Linked DNA regions of Homo sapiens: regions 1 and 2 are each linked to region 3. A link is a loop called in an ENCODE intact Hi-C map of the cell type or tissue named here. Cell type or tissue: heart left ventricle. All regions are shown on one strand. Region 1 holds the start of LOC105377347 (a long non-coding RNA gene). Region 2 overlaps NFKB1 (nuclear factor kappa B subunit 1). Region 3 overlaps NFKB1-AS1 (NFKB1 antisense RNA 1).

Region 1 (4,000 bases), 170 kb after region 3:
GGATATTATCCTGATGAGAAGGCAGATAAAAATCATTTGAGTCCAGAAGTAGGCTCCAAAATATATAGGAATTTAGTATATGATACAGTAAAATTTCAAATCAATGAGAAAAAGATGATTACTCAATGTATTAGTCTGATAAATGCTGATAAAGACATACCCGAGACTGGGTAATTTATAAAGAAAAAGAGGTTCAATAGACTCACAATTCGACGTGTTTGGGGAGGTCTCACAATCACGGCGGAAGGTGAAAGACACATCTTACATGGCATCAGGCAAAAAGAAAATGAGAGACAAGCGAAAGGGGTTTCCCCTTACAAAACCATCAGATCTCATGAGACTTACTACTACGAGAACAGTATGGAGGAAACTGCCCTCATGATTCAATTATCTCCCACCAGGTCCCTCCCACAACACGTGGGAATTGTGGAAGCTATAATTCAAGATGAGATTTGAGTGGGGACACAGCCAAACCATATCACTCAATCAACAGAGGTCCCAACCGGCTAATCACTTAAAAACAATCCATCTGAACACCTGCCTCCCTCCTTTCATCAAAATAATTTCCAAATATATCAAAAATTAAGCCATAAAAATATTAGAAGTACTAGACGTCATTGATTGATAAATAATCTTGATATAGGGAAGGCTTTTCTAAGCAAAACTTTTCACTGGTATAAAAGCAGTTTAGGTTCTTCATTTTACAGCACCTCCCAAATAAATAGAATCTCAAGGAGAATCCTACTTATGTTTTCTATTACATTGCCATTTCTCCACCCCTACCCAGCCCCTACCCAGCCCCACTGTAAAGTGAAAAAATACAGCTCTGATTTTCCTCAATTCTTAATTTTCCAACAAGCAGCCCATGCCTCCACACCTCTGCGGGTTCCTTTCTGTGGCAGATCATTGTTTTCCAGCTGGCCACTACAAAGCCTCCTGACCTACAACATGAGGCTGACACTCCTCCCACTGAGGGGAGGGGCCTGGGTTCCTTCTCTGAGAATCTAAGCAAAAGTGACAAGGACGGAGGAGATGCTAAGTGACTTCCAAGGTTAAGTCATAAAATGGAATACAACTTCTACCCCCATCGTGCTGTGCCCTCTGTCTTAGAAGCTGGTCATTGTGTTCTGAGGGAGCCAAGTGGCCACATGGAGGAACCAAGTGCAGGTGTTCAGTCCACAGACTTACTGAGGCCCTGGCTGATGCCAGCATCAACCAAGAGATGTGTAAGGGAGTGAAGCTTTCAGAAGATTCCAGCCCTCAGCCATTGAGTCACCCCATCTAGCCCTCAAACTGCCTCAGCTGATGCCACCATCAACCAAGAGATGTGTAAGGGAGTGAAGCTTTCAGAAGATTCCAGCCCTCAGCCATTGAGTCACCCCATCTAGCCCTCAAACTGCCTCAGCTGATGCCACCATCAACCAAGAGATGTGTAAGGGAGTGAAGCTTTCAGAAGATTCCAGCCCTCAGCCATTGAGTCACCCCATCTAGCCCTCAAACTGCCTCAGCTGATGCTGCCCAGAATAGAGACAAGCTGTTCTGCAGAGCCCTGCCCACATTGCAGATTCGTGAGCAAATTAAATAATGGTTGAGGTTTTAAGCCTTAAGTGTGGAGTGGATTGTCACCATGCTCCAGGCTTCCAACTTGACAGCTCACCTACCAGAAGTTCACTTGAAGTGAAGCTGACTTGAGGAGGAGGAACAACTAAGCAACTCATGCCAAGATAGAAAAATCACATTCCCCTTCTTTCATAAGAAGCCCCATTTCTCTTCTGTCCCAAAAACTTACTCTTCCTCCCAGATCTCAGTGCTGGCCTGAACCTCTGTGTGGTGCTGCAACAGCAAGGCCACCAGTGCTGTCTGGGTCTCTGTGAAAGTATCTTTCATATTGTACCAGCAGATGGAGATAAACCAAAAGGAATGCAGGAGATCAGGTGGAAAGCTATAATGGGCCTGAAATAAACCTTCCCAGAAAGCTTGTGTCACAGCAGGAGGCCATTTAAAAATAGCTTCCTCAGAACTTCAGTCATTTTTGAGGTTTCTATACTCTGCAGGCATAACCCAGACTTTTTCAGGATCAGCGGTCTTTCTTTTCAGCAGAACGAAGCCCTGCTGCTGCTCATTTACCTATCTGCGTCTTCTGAAGTAGCTGAATGTGGCACAGACGTTCCTGGTCACCACTATGGAATGCAGCTGCACAAACTGGACTTTGTACATTTTAACAGGAAAAAAGGAGGAGGGGAAAGATCCAGCCAGCATGGAGCATTTATTACATGCCAGCCCTTTTGGATTAATAATTTCTAATGATAATTCTCAAGACACCCCTATTAGGTATATATTTAACCCCAGTTTATAAAAAGGAAATGAATGATCTGAAGTTATTAAATAACTCGCCCCAGATTCAAATGCCGGCCCATCTGATTCCAAAGACTATTCTTTAGTGAGGTTTGCAGTCCTTTGACAAAAACATGCTTTATTTAAAAGAGAAAGAAAAATGCATACAGTCCTGTACAAAGATGATGGAGTCGTCACGTACCCAACCAAAATGCAAAATGAACCCAAAGTATAACTAAGAGGACATATTGCTTGGAGACTTGATTTTCCCCCTAATAAAAGGCAAGGATGCCTTAAATATGAATTATTCATTGACTGGAAGTTATTGCATTTCTTTCAGCCTCCTATTTTGTGCTTTTGGGGGAAATTCTGTTTCTGACTTGTGCTTCCCCAGGGAATGGACATGGGAGGCACAGGAGTCAAAAGAGGATGAAACTAAAATTCTGTTTATTTTCTTGAAGATCACAGAACTTGGGGTTGGTTAAGATCTTAAAGATCACCTTCCTAAACTATCCAAGTTTTTCTGAATGCCTACAAAGTGAGAGTGTCTCTTCTCCATTGGCCTCACTGTGGCTGGCTGCTTCATGTAAATACCAATCCTAGAGACTACAAGTTCCTGTCCATTGGTTTTCCAGGTTTGTCATTTGGTTTTGGAATTGGGGGAGACACTGAGGAGAGGCTTGAAATTAAATGGATCTCCTTCAATTACCATGGATTTCATTATGTCCACAATAGCCTTTTTCTGTTACCCTGGACAAATGAATAGTTCCACAAGTTGTTCAAGCTTCTTAAGATGAAAGGGAGGAAGGGGCTGAGATAGCATCATCTTACTTCTGTCAACTAGCTTTTCCACGTTGATACCTCTTTCCAAAGTGATTATTTCATTGAACTATCACAAGAGTCTTCAAAGAATAAAGATATGTGTTCAATCAAGATTTCTTGGGCATCTGTTGCTTGCCAGGCACTACAATGGGTGGTCATGGGGAAACTGAGACACATGAGAGGCATGACTGCAGGATCACTTGACTCCAGTAACAACACTGCAGCAGGGTCAGGGGTGAGTAGTGTCTCTCTTCCACTTAGCCACACATGGATCCAGGCTGACAGTCATTCTTCCTCCAACGCTTGGCTCCTAAGGTCTTGCTAGGGGCGATAGCCCCAGTCAGCCAGGAGAAAAATGTTGAGAGAAGTATGTGAGGGAGTTTTGAATGTGTCACCTCCTCTCATGTTGTGCTGGAGAAAAACTTCAGTCCCTTGGTCACACTAAGAGCAGTGAAGATAGAAGGGTGGTCTACTTCTGTTCCCAGTATTAAGAGAGCTGTTGATTTTGGAACAGGTCACAGCCTTTGGCACAGGTAATAATCCCTTCACTGAGGGAGGCTGAGCCATAAGGTTCTTTCTAGTTGCAACTTGTATGCAGATATTCACTCTGAAAGTCACCTGCAATCATGGTAAATGGCCATCACTAAAGGCAAGATCATTTCGTAGGATTAAGCATGAAGATTGCATTGTAAGCACAAAGTCACAGTTTTTCTTAAGGAAATCCTCAGAGATGATCAAGGATATGAGGGCAGGTAGGCTGGGGAAGAGGTATAGCAGCTATATCTTGTTGCCCTCGCACTGATTCACAGAGATCTCTGCTCTCCAACCTCTATGCTCCGTAGTT
Region 2 (4,000 bases), 170 kb after region 3:
AGCAAACAATCGACTGTAATCAACGTGTAGCTTCCTGTCCCCAAGAACACACCTTACCCCATGGCAGGGCATTGAGTCATGTTCTGTGAGGTGACTCCTAGTGGAGCCATTACCCGGGGATTTTTTTTTTTCATTTCTAAAAATAAAATGTAGAAAAGCATGGGGTGAAGTTTTCTGTTGAAAATTTCATGGTTAGCTTTTGTTTCTGCATGGATTTCAGAGCTTCAGCTTACAGAGGGAGACTGTGTAGACGTCACTGTAGGCAGAGTTTCACTGCCTCAGCGCTTCTCTCGCTGTCTCTCTCTCTGCTTACTACAAACCACTTCTCTGTGATTTCCTGAGTGGTCTTTGAGCCGAAACAGGAAACTTGATTCGAAGACTGTATTTTCTTAGTCGCTCTTCTCTGCCCTTTCCATTTCCTCCTGGCTCCTGAGTGGAGGAGGCAGCATGGAAGAGGGAAGGGTGGGCTGTCAGTGCTTACAGCCTGCACTGGGACTCGAACACAAGAACATGCTCCTCCTTCCTTTCTTTCTCACAGGTCTCTGGGGGTACAGTCAGAGAGCTGGTGGAGGCCCTGAGACAAATGGGCTACACCGAAGCAATTGAAGTGATCCAGGCAGCCTCCAGCCCAGTGAAGACCACCTCTCAGGCCCACTCGCTGCCTCTCTCGCCTGCCTCCACAAGGCAGCAAATAGGTAAAAAAAAAGACAAAAGACAGTGGAGATATTTTCCAGCTCCCCCAGGCTGGTGTCTTCAGCTCTTTTTGGATATGGTGTGGCAGTTTTCTTTCTCGTTTTCTGGATACACTTCCCTGTGTGTCTCTCTACCCCCTGGGCTCACCCTCTGCCTCTCTTGATAGTACCATTCAGATGAGGGGGTCGTACCCTTGGAAAATCACATTGACACATGAACTACTTAGTAAACACTAAATAATACAATAAATACTAAAAACAACATGATGTGGGTGATTAAATTTAACACATGAGAGAAATAATATTTACCTTAAAGAGAGAACCATCTCCTTCTTCCTTTGCCTCCTCTCTCAAGCTTATGACACTGACCTTGTCCCCCACCATATATGGGACTACGTGTCATGCCACCAAAAGTCTCGCAACCATATGAAATGGACTCTCAACCCAGCCCAGTAATCCTATATTTCCTACAATTTTATTCTCCCACTCTGTAAATGATGATTCCATGCTTTCTATTTCTAAACCCCCAACACTCCTTCCCTCCCCTTACTCATGCAACACCCTTGCTTCACACTCTGTTGAAAACAGAAGAAACCAGAACCCTCTCACCTTTGCACCAAGTGCCAGCCCACCTGTGCCTGTGCCCACATTGGCAGCCTTCCATCCGGACTTGGTGGGTTAAATTTCTTTGCCCAGCTGAGGAGCCACCTCTCCCCTGAGTCTAACCCCCTCACCTTTACTAGGTTGTTGTTCCTGTTAATTCTTACCTCTCTCTCCTGTACTAGCCGTTCCTCCTCCCCACTCTCCGACTAGGTCACCTAGCAAGCATTTCATGATTTCCTCATCTTTAAAAACAAAACACACCGAAACAATCACCCTCTTGATCCCACATCCCATTTAGCTACAGTCCAATTGCTCTATTCCCATACATAGCAGAGCTCCTTCAAAGAATTTTTTAGAGTTATTCTTTCCAGCTTGCCACCTTCCACCCTCTGCTTGGCCTCCTGCAGTTGGGATCGCATCCCCACCGCTCCACCAGGCCTGCTGTCCTCACAGTGACCGGTCACCTCCACATTGCCAGATCTGGTCACCTCCTTTTCACCTTGACCACTTGCAGAGTGTGTCATGGTTGACGCCTACCTTCAACTTCAGACCGTCTCCATTCCTGGCTCCTCCACAGCACACTCCCCTGGCTGGCTCTTCTACACTCACCTTTTAAAGTCACAGCCCTCCAGGGTCAGTCCTAAACCCTCCCTGCTTGGTACCTCACCCAAGCCCAATACTGGCTACATCTGTCAGAAGCGCTGCCATCTTCCAGGAGATTAAGACAAAACCCAAGAATTCCTCAGGAGTCCTTTCTGCCACTAATCACTTCGTATGCGACGCATCGAGTGTCATCCTGTCTGCAACCACCGCCCCAGGCCAGCCTGCCGTCATTTCCTGCCCAAATTCTTGCACGGCTCCTACTCAGTCCCCTTGTTTCCTTCCTGTCCACCTCCCTTCAGTCCATTCTCTGCCCAACAGACGGTATGATTCTTCTAAAAAATCAGTGACATTGTATTAATTCTGGGTTATGCCCTTCAGTTCATTCAGTCATTCATTCAGCAAATCCTGATCCAGCATACACTGTGTGCCTAGCAGTGTTCGAGGTTTTAAAGATAAAACTGTGTCCCTGCTTTACTCGTTTGCTTTCTTAAACATTGCTGTGGAAGCTCTTCCTCCACACTGCGCCTCCATTCCCAAGTGTTTTCTCTGCTCCCCTGGCTCACTAGTCTGACCAACCTTTTGACTGTTTCTTCCCATTCCCTGGAAAGCTCTTAATTGGCTGGCTCTTTCTTGCCACTCAGTTTCAGCACCCATCTCACCCTGCCAGGGGGCCTTCCCAGGGGAGCAAGGGCAGACGTCATTGTCCGCACTTGAGAAAGGAATAATGTATCCGCCGGAAAACAACCCAGATCTCCTGAGTCACAGCCCAGTGCTCCTTCTGCACAGATATTAAAAAAGAAAAAAAGCAAATACTTAACATTTTTTTAAAAAGTAAATACCTAAGCATTAAGCCCTTAATTTGTAGTTATTTTTAGGATATCGCATAGTTTGTAACCCATAATAGACACCAAATAAAGATTGGTTGATTAAACAAATCAGTCAATACCAAAATGATAGTCGTGCCACTGGCATTAAAGTCTTAATATTCTAATATTGGAATTTGGTACATAAGAAGATAGCATTTTGATTAGTGTATGTTAGACTTCTGTTTCCTTCCTCACTGTATAGGAAATAATTTGTCTTGGTCATATCCCTAAGGACACTTATAAACAAAGGGAATTCAACCTGATTTTCCAGTATAGACTCATTTTCACCAAAATCATTTTACTTTTATTGCTACCAAAAATGTTTTCAAGGCAATGTATGCTGTAATAGCATATGAGGCCCAGAGAGAGATCTCATTTTTAGTTCTTGCTTCTGTCACCAATTTATTTTGCTGAGGTTCAGCAGTTTCCCCAGCTATGAAATAGATAATACAGTGGTTGGAAAACTACACTTGATTTCTAAGGGAAAAAAAGGTCCACTGTGAGTCAAGAGAATTCAGAAAGGATTCTCATAAACACAAGACTAGATTGCAGGAAGATGTGAAAGCATTTGGCTAATTCTGACATTTGGCTAATAACATCCTCACAGTATGTCCCAAGTATCTTCTGCCCTTCCCACCACGGTGAGCAGTCATGACAGTGAGGGTGGCATAGGTGGGATGTGTGGCTGGCAGAAGCCAGTGGGCAAGAGTTGTCCACAGAATAGTCCATGAGCTTTTTAGAGCCCGGCCATTCCCCCAGTGAATTTGTGCTTTCTCCCCTCAGACGAGCTCCGAGACAGTGACAGTGTCTGCGACAGCGGCGTGGAGACATCCTTCCGCAAACTCAGCTTTACCGAGTCTCTGACCAGTGGTGCCTCACTGCTAACTCTCAACAAAATGCCCCATGATTATGGGCAGGAAGGACCTCTAGAAGGCAAAATTTAGCCTGCTGACAATTTCCCACACCGTGTAAACCAAAGCCCTAAAATTCCACTGCGTTGTCCACAAGACAGAAGCTGAAGTGCATCCAAAGGTGCTCAGAGAGCCGGCCCGCCTGAATCATTCTCGATTTAACTCGAGACCTTTTCAACTTGGCTTCCTTTCTTGGTTCATAAATGAATTTTAGTTTGGTTCACTTACAGATAGTATCTAGCAATCACAACACTGGCTGAGCGGATGCATCTGGGGATGAGGTTGCTTACTAAGCTTTGCCAGCTGCTGCTGGATCACAGCTGCT
Region 3 (4,000 bases):
CTTCATAGCCAACCACTGGTTCAATCATTTAAAAAGTTTTTAATCAAGGACCCCTAGAAGGGAGTTTCCTTTATAAAAAGCCCTCTGATTACAGGCGTGAGCCACCATGCCATTTGTGAGGCCGAAGCGGGTGGATCACCTGAGGTCAGGAGTTCAAGTCCAGCCTGGCCAACATGATGAAACCCCATCTCTACTAAAAACACAAAAAATTAGCCAGGTGTGGTGGCAGGCGCCTGTAATCCCAGCTACTCAGGAGGCTGAGACAGGAGAGTTGTTTGAACCCAGGAGGCGGAGGTTGCAGTGAGCTGAGACCACACCATTGCACTCCACCCTGTGCAACAAGAGCAAAAACTCCGTCTCCAAAAAAAAAAAAGCCCCCTGATTCACAGCTCAGGAGTAGGAATTCACACAGTTTCTAAGCCTGAGCAACCTTAGAAAAGAAAGAAGGAAACAAAGATGTGAAAAATTTATTTTGCATAGACTCAGTCAGAAAGTAGTGAGAAGTCTGGTCACAGAATAATTTTATTTAGGAAAACAGAAATCTATGGGACAATAAATTCTATAGCTACATGGAAAATGGAAATAACAATGGCAGCTTATGTCCTTTAAAGCCATGCTTCCGAGACTCTAACGTGCATATGAATCACCTGGGGATCTTATTAAAATGCAGATTCTGATTCAGTACTTCTGGGGTAGAGCCTGAGATTCAGTAAATCTCACAAGCTCCTTGGTGATGCCAATGCTGCTGACCCCTGAACCACACTTTGACCAGCAAAAACACATTTGCTTATTGTAAAGGTTATATCCACTGTTAAGTTTAAACACCATTTCATAAATTAATGTGAAGAAGAGTTAGGAATTAATTGTTCATTCAATCAACATCATTGAGCTTACTATATGCTAGGCCTTATGGCGGGTACTAAACATTCAACAGTAACTAAAGCAAAAAGTACACTTGGGAGGCTGAGGTAAGCAGATCGCTTGAGCTAAGGAGTTCGAGTCCAGCCTGGACAACATGGTAAAACCCCATATCTACAAAAAAATACAAAAATTAGCCAGGCATGGTGCCATGCTCCCGTGGTCCCAGCTACTCAAGAGGCTGAGGTGGGAGGATCACTGGAGCCCAGAAGGTGGAGGTTGCAGTGAGCTGAGATTGCGCCACTGCACTCCAGCCTGGATGACAGAGTGAGACCCTGTCTTAAAAAAAAAAAAAAAAAAAAAAAAAAAAAACTACCCTTGATCAATCTACTTTCGACTGTTCTTTCAAGCAAGTAATAAGCACAGGGCTTACAAGAACTTTTGTCATTCACAATTCAAAATGTATCAATCATGCTTCTCGTGTTAAGTTTTTCTTGATGTAACATTTTTAAGAATGCCTCAATTCAGATTGTTTACACTTTTTTTTTTTTAGATGAAATCTCACTCTACTGCCCAGGCTGGAGTGTAGTGGTGTAATCTCGGCTCACTGCAACCTCCACCGCCCAGGTTCAAGTAATTCTCCTGCTTCAGCCTCCCAAGTAGCTGGGATTACAGGCACCTGCCACCGCGCCCGGCTAATTTTTGTATTTTTAGTAGAGACAGGGTTTCGCCATCTTGGCCAGGCTGGTCTTGAACTCCTGACCTCGTGATCCACCTGCCTTGGCCTCCCAAAGTGCTGGGATTACAGGCGTGAGCCACCGCGCCTGGCCTGTTTACACTTTAAAAATAATTGGCAATTTAATCCAGTGAATTAGCATTGCTCTATTTTATATGAACTAGTAATAAAATTTTAAAGGTTTTCATATGCATGGCATAGTTTACCAGCAGCTAGCTACCTTATTGCAAATGTTACTGGGTCATTTCAATTAAAATTAAAGCAAATAGGAAAGTGGCAAGAAATGTTTCATTTAATTTTGGCTTAGTGTGGCCAAGTTCTCCAGGTGAATGTCATGGCTTCTGCCTCAAATTTGTATGTATAGTACAGATAGTAGAAAAACTTATACTCATCAAAGAGTTCATCTTTTTTTTTCCTCATGAGCATGAACTACCGCCCTGCTGCATATTAAATGGCAAAACAGAATCACCAGAAAGTTTCAAAATCCTAACAGGTTAGACATACTAAGAGAACAGATGACCTACTCAAGATTATTTTGCTTCCCCAAAAATGGATAACTCTCAGCAAGAAGGGAGAATAAGTACATGAAGGGCCATGTATATTCACAAAGAGCATCTGAACCAAGTCTTTGCTTACCAGATTTTACCTTTTTAAAAGATGCCAGGAGGTGGCAGCATTTGTTGCAGCTGTGTGAGTTTACTCATTAAAGCACAGGTTCTCAGAAAGTCTGGTGTATCAGATTTGGAGGAGAAGGGTTGGTGACAAGCATAAGGTGGCAGGAGTCTGTTCGGATTAAAAAGGCATTGGGACAATATTATAACACAATATTATACTTGAAAGCAAAATAAATCTGGTGTCATTGGTGTTCTATTAAATCTTAAAATCTTGGGTAGCCATATACAAAAATTAACTCAAGGTGGATTTAAAGACTTAAAAAACCTAAAACTACAAAAACCCTGGAAGATAACCTAGGAAATACTATTCCGGATATAGGATCCGGCAAAGATTTCATGATGAAGACGCCAAAGCAATTGCAACAAAAACAAAAATTGACAAATGGGACCTAATTAAAATAAAGTGCTTCTGAACAGCAAAAGAAACTATCAACAGAATAAACAGACAACCTACGGAATGGGATAAAATATTTGCAAACTATGCATCTGAAAAAGGTCTAATATCCAGAATCTATAAGGAATTTAAGCAAAAAAACCAAACAACTCCATTTTAAAACGTGGGTAAAGGACATGAACAGACACTTCGAAAGACATACTTGTGATCAACAAGGATATGAAAAAATGCTCAACATCACTTATCATTACAGAAATGCAAATCAAAACCACAATGAGATACCATCACACACCAGTCAGAATGGCTATTGATAAAAAGTCAAAAAATAACAGATGCTAGTGAGGTTGCAGGGAAAAGGGAATGTTTATACACTCTTGGTGGGAATGTAAATTAGTTTGGACATTGTGGAAAGCAGTTTGACGATTTCTCAAATAACTTAAAACAGAATTGCCATTCGACCCAGCAATCCCATTATTGAGTATATACCCAAAGGAATATGTTAAATAAATTGTTCTACCATGAAGACACATGCACGCATATGTTCTTCATAGCACTATTCACAAGGGCAAAAACATGGAATCAACCTAAGTGCCCATCAACGGTGGATTGCATAAAGAAAATGTACTACATATACACTATGGAGTACTATAGAGCCATAAAAAAGAACGTGACCATGTCCTTTGCAGCAACTTAGATGGAGCTGGAAGCCAGTATCCTAAGCAAACTAACACAGGAACAGAAAACCAAATACCACATGTTCTCACTTATAAGTGGGAATTAAGTGTTGATTAAATATAGACACAAAGAAAGGAACAATAGACACTGGGGCCTACTTGAGGGTGGAGGATGGGAGGAGGGTAAGGATCAGGTACTATGTTTATTACCTGGGTGATGAAATAATCTGTACACCAAACTCCTGTGACACATAATTTATCTATAAAAGAAACTTGCACATGTACCCCTGAACCTAAAATAAAAGTTTTTAAAAAAAATCTTCAGTAGTGGGAATATACAGAACTTATCTGCATCTTCAAAGAACAGAGTGAGAAAGACAAAGGAGAGCCTGGATTTTAACTGAGAGGCATATGACTAAAGTGTAGTTCCAGAACTGTCTCTATAAACAATTTCCTTCACACATCATTATATTTGCTAAGGGTTTGGTATGGTGCCAACTACAGAGTATGAAAACTCAGTAAATATTTCTTTCTTTCTTTTTTTTTTTTTTTTTCTGAGACAGAGTCTCGCTCTGTCACCCAGGCTGGAGTGCAGCCGCACAATCTCTGCTCACTGCAGGCTCCGCCTCCCGGGTTCACGCCATTCTCCTGCCTCAGCCTCCCG

The links. A loop is a pair of places that touch in the nucleus more often than their neighbours do. Peaks named below come from ENCODE experiments on the same cell type or tissue, not always from the same donor. Only the 100,000 strongest peaks of a DNase experiment are listed, where the experiment ranks them.
Region 1: it touches region 3 in a loop (4-fold over the local background); 80 of 110 quality-filtered maps call a loop at or near these places.
Region 2: it touches region 3 in a loop (3-fold over the local background); 87 of 110 quality-filtered maps call a loop at or near these places.

The regions. Positions count from the first base shown.
Region 1 is chr4:102,618,914-102,622,913 of GRCh38, forward strand. LOC105377347 (a long non-coding RNA gene) reads right to left here and starts at 2,189. Exons shown (of 2, transcript XR_007058205.1): 1 at 2,128-2,189. In heart left ventricle, a CTCF peak has its summit at 1,897 (motif pointing right); no DNase peak of the experiment used is centred here; H3K4me3 peaks cover 250 bases.
Region 2 is chr4:102,612,887-102,616,886 of GRCh38, forward strand. It overlaps NFKB1 (nuclear factor kappa B subunit 1), which reads left to right. Exons shown (of 24, transcript NM_003998.4): 23 at 539-695; 24 at 3,548-4,000. The coding sequence ends at 3,708. All of the region lies in intron 1 of LOC105377347 (a long non-coding RNA gene), which reads right to left. Among named protein-coding and RNA genes, the nearest start is that of NFKB1-AS1, 110 kb to the left of the region's middle. In heart left ventricle, no CTCF peak of the experiment used is centred here; a DNase peak (open chromatin) is centred at 2,115; H3K27ac peaks cover 1,229 bases.
Region 3 is chr4:102,447,691-102,451,690 of GRCh38, forward strand. NFKB1-AS1 (NFKB1 antisense RNA 1) reads right to left here. Exons shown (of 5, transcript NR_136202.1): 2 at 2,241-2,377. Among named protein-coding and RNA genes, the nearest start is that of NFKB1, 52 kb to the right of the region's middle. In heart left ventricle, a CTCF peak has its summit at 2,262 (motif pointing right); no DNase peak of the experiment used is centred here.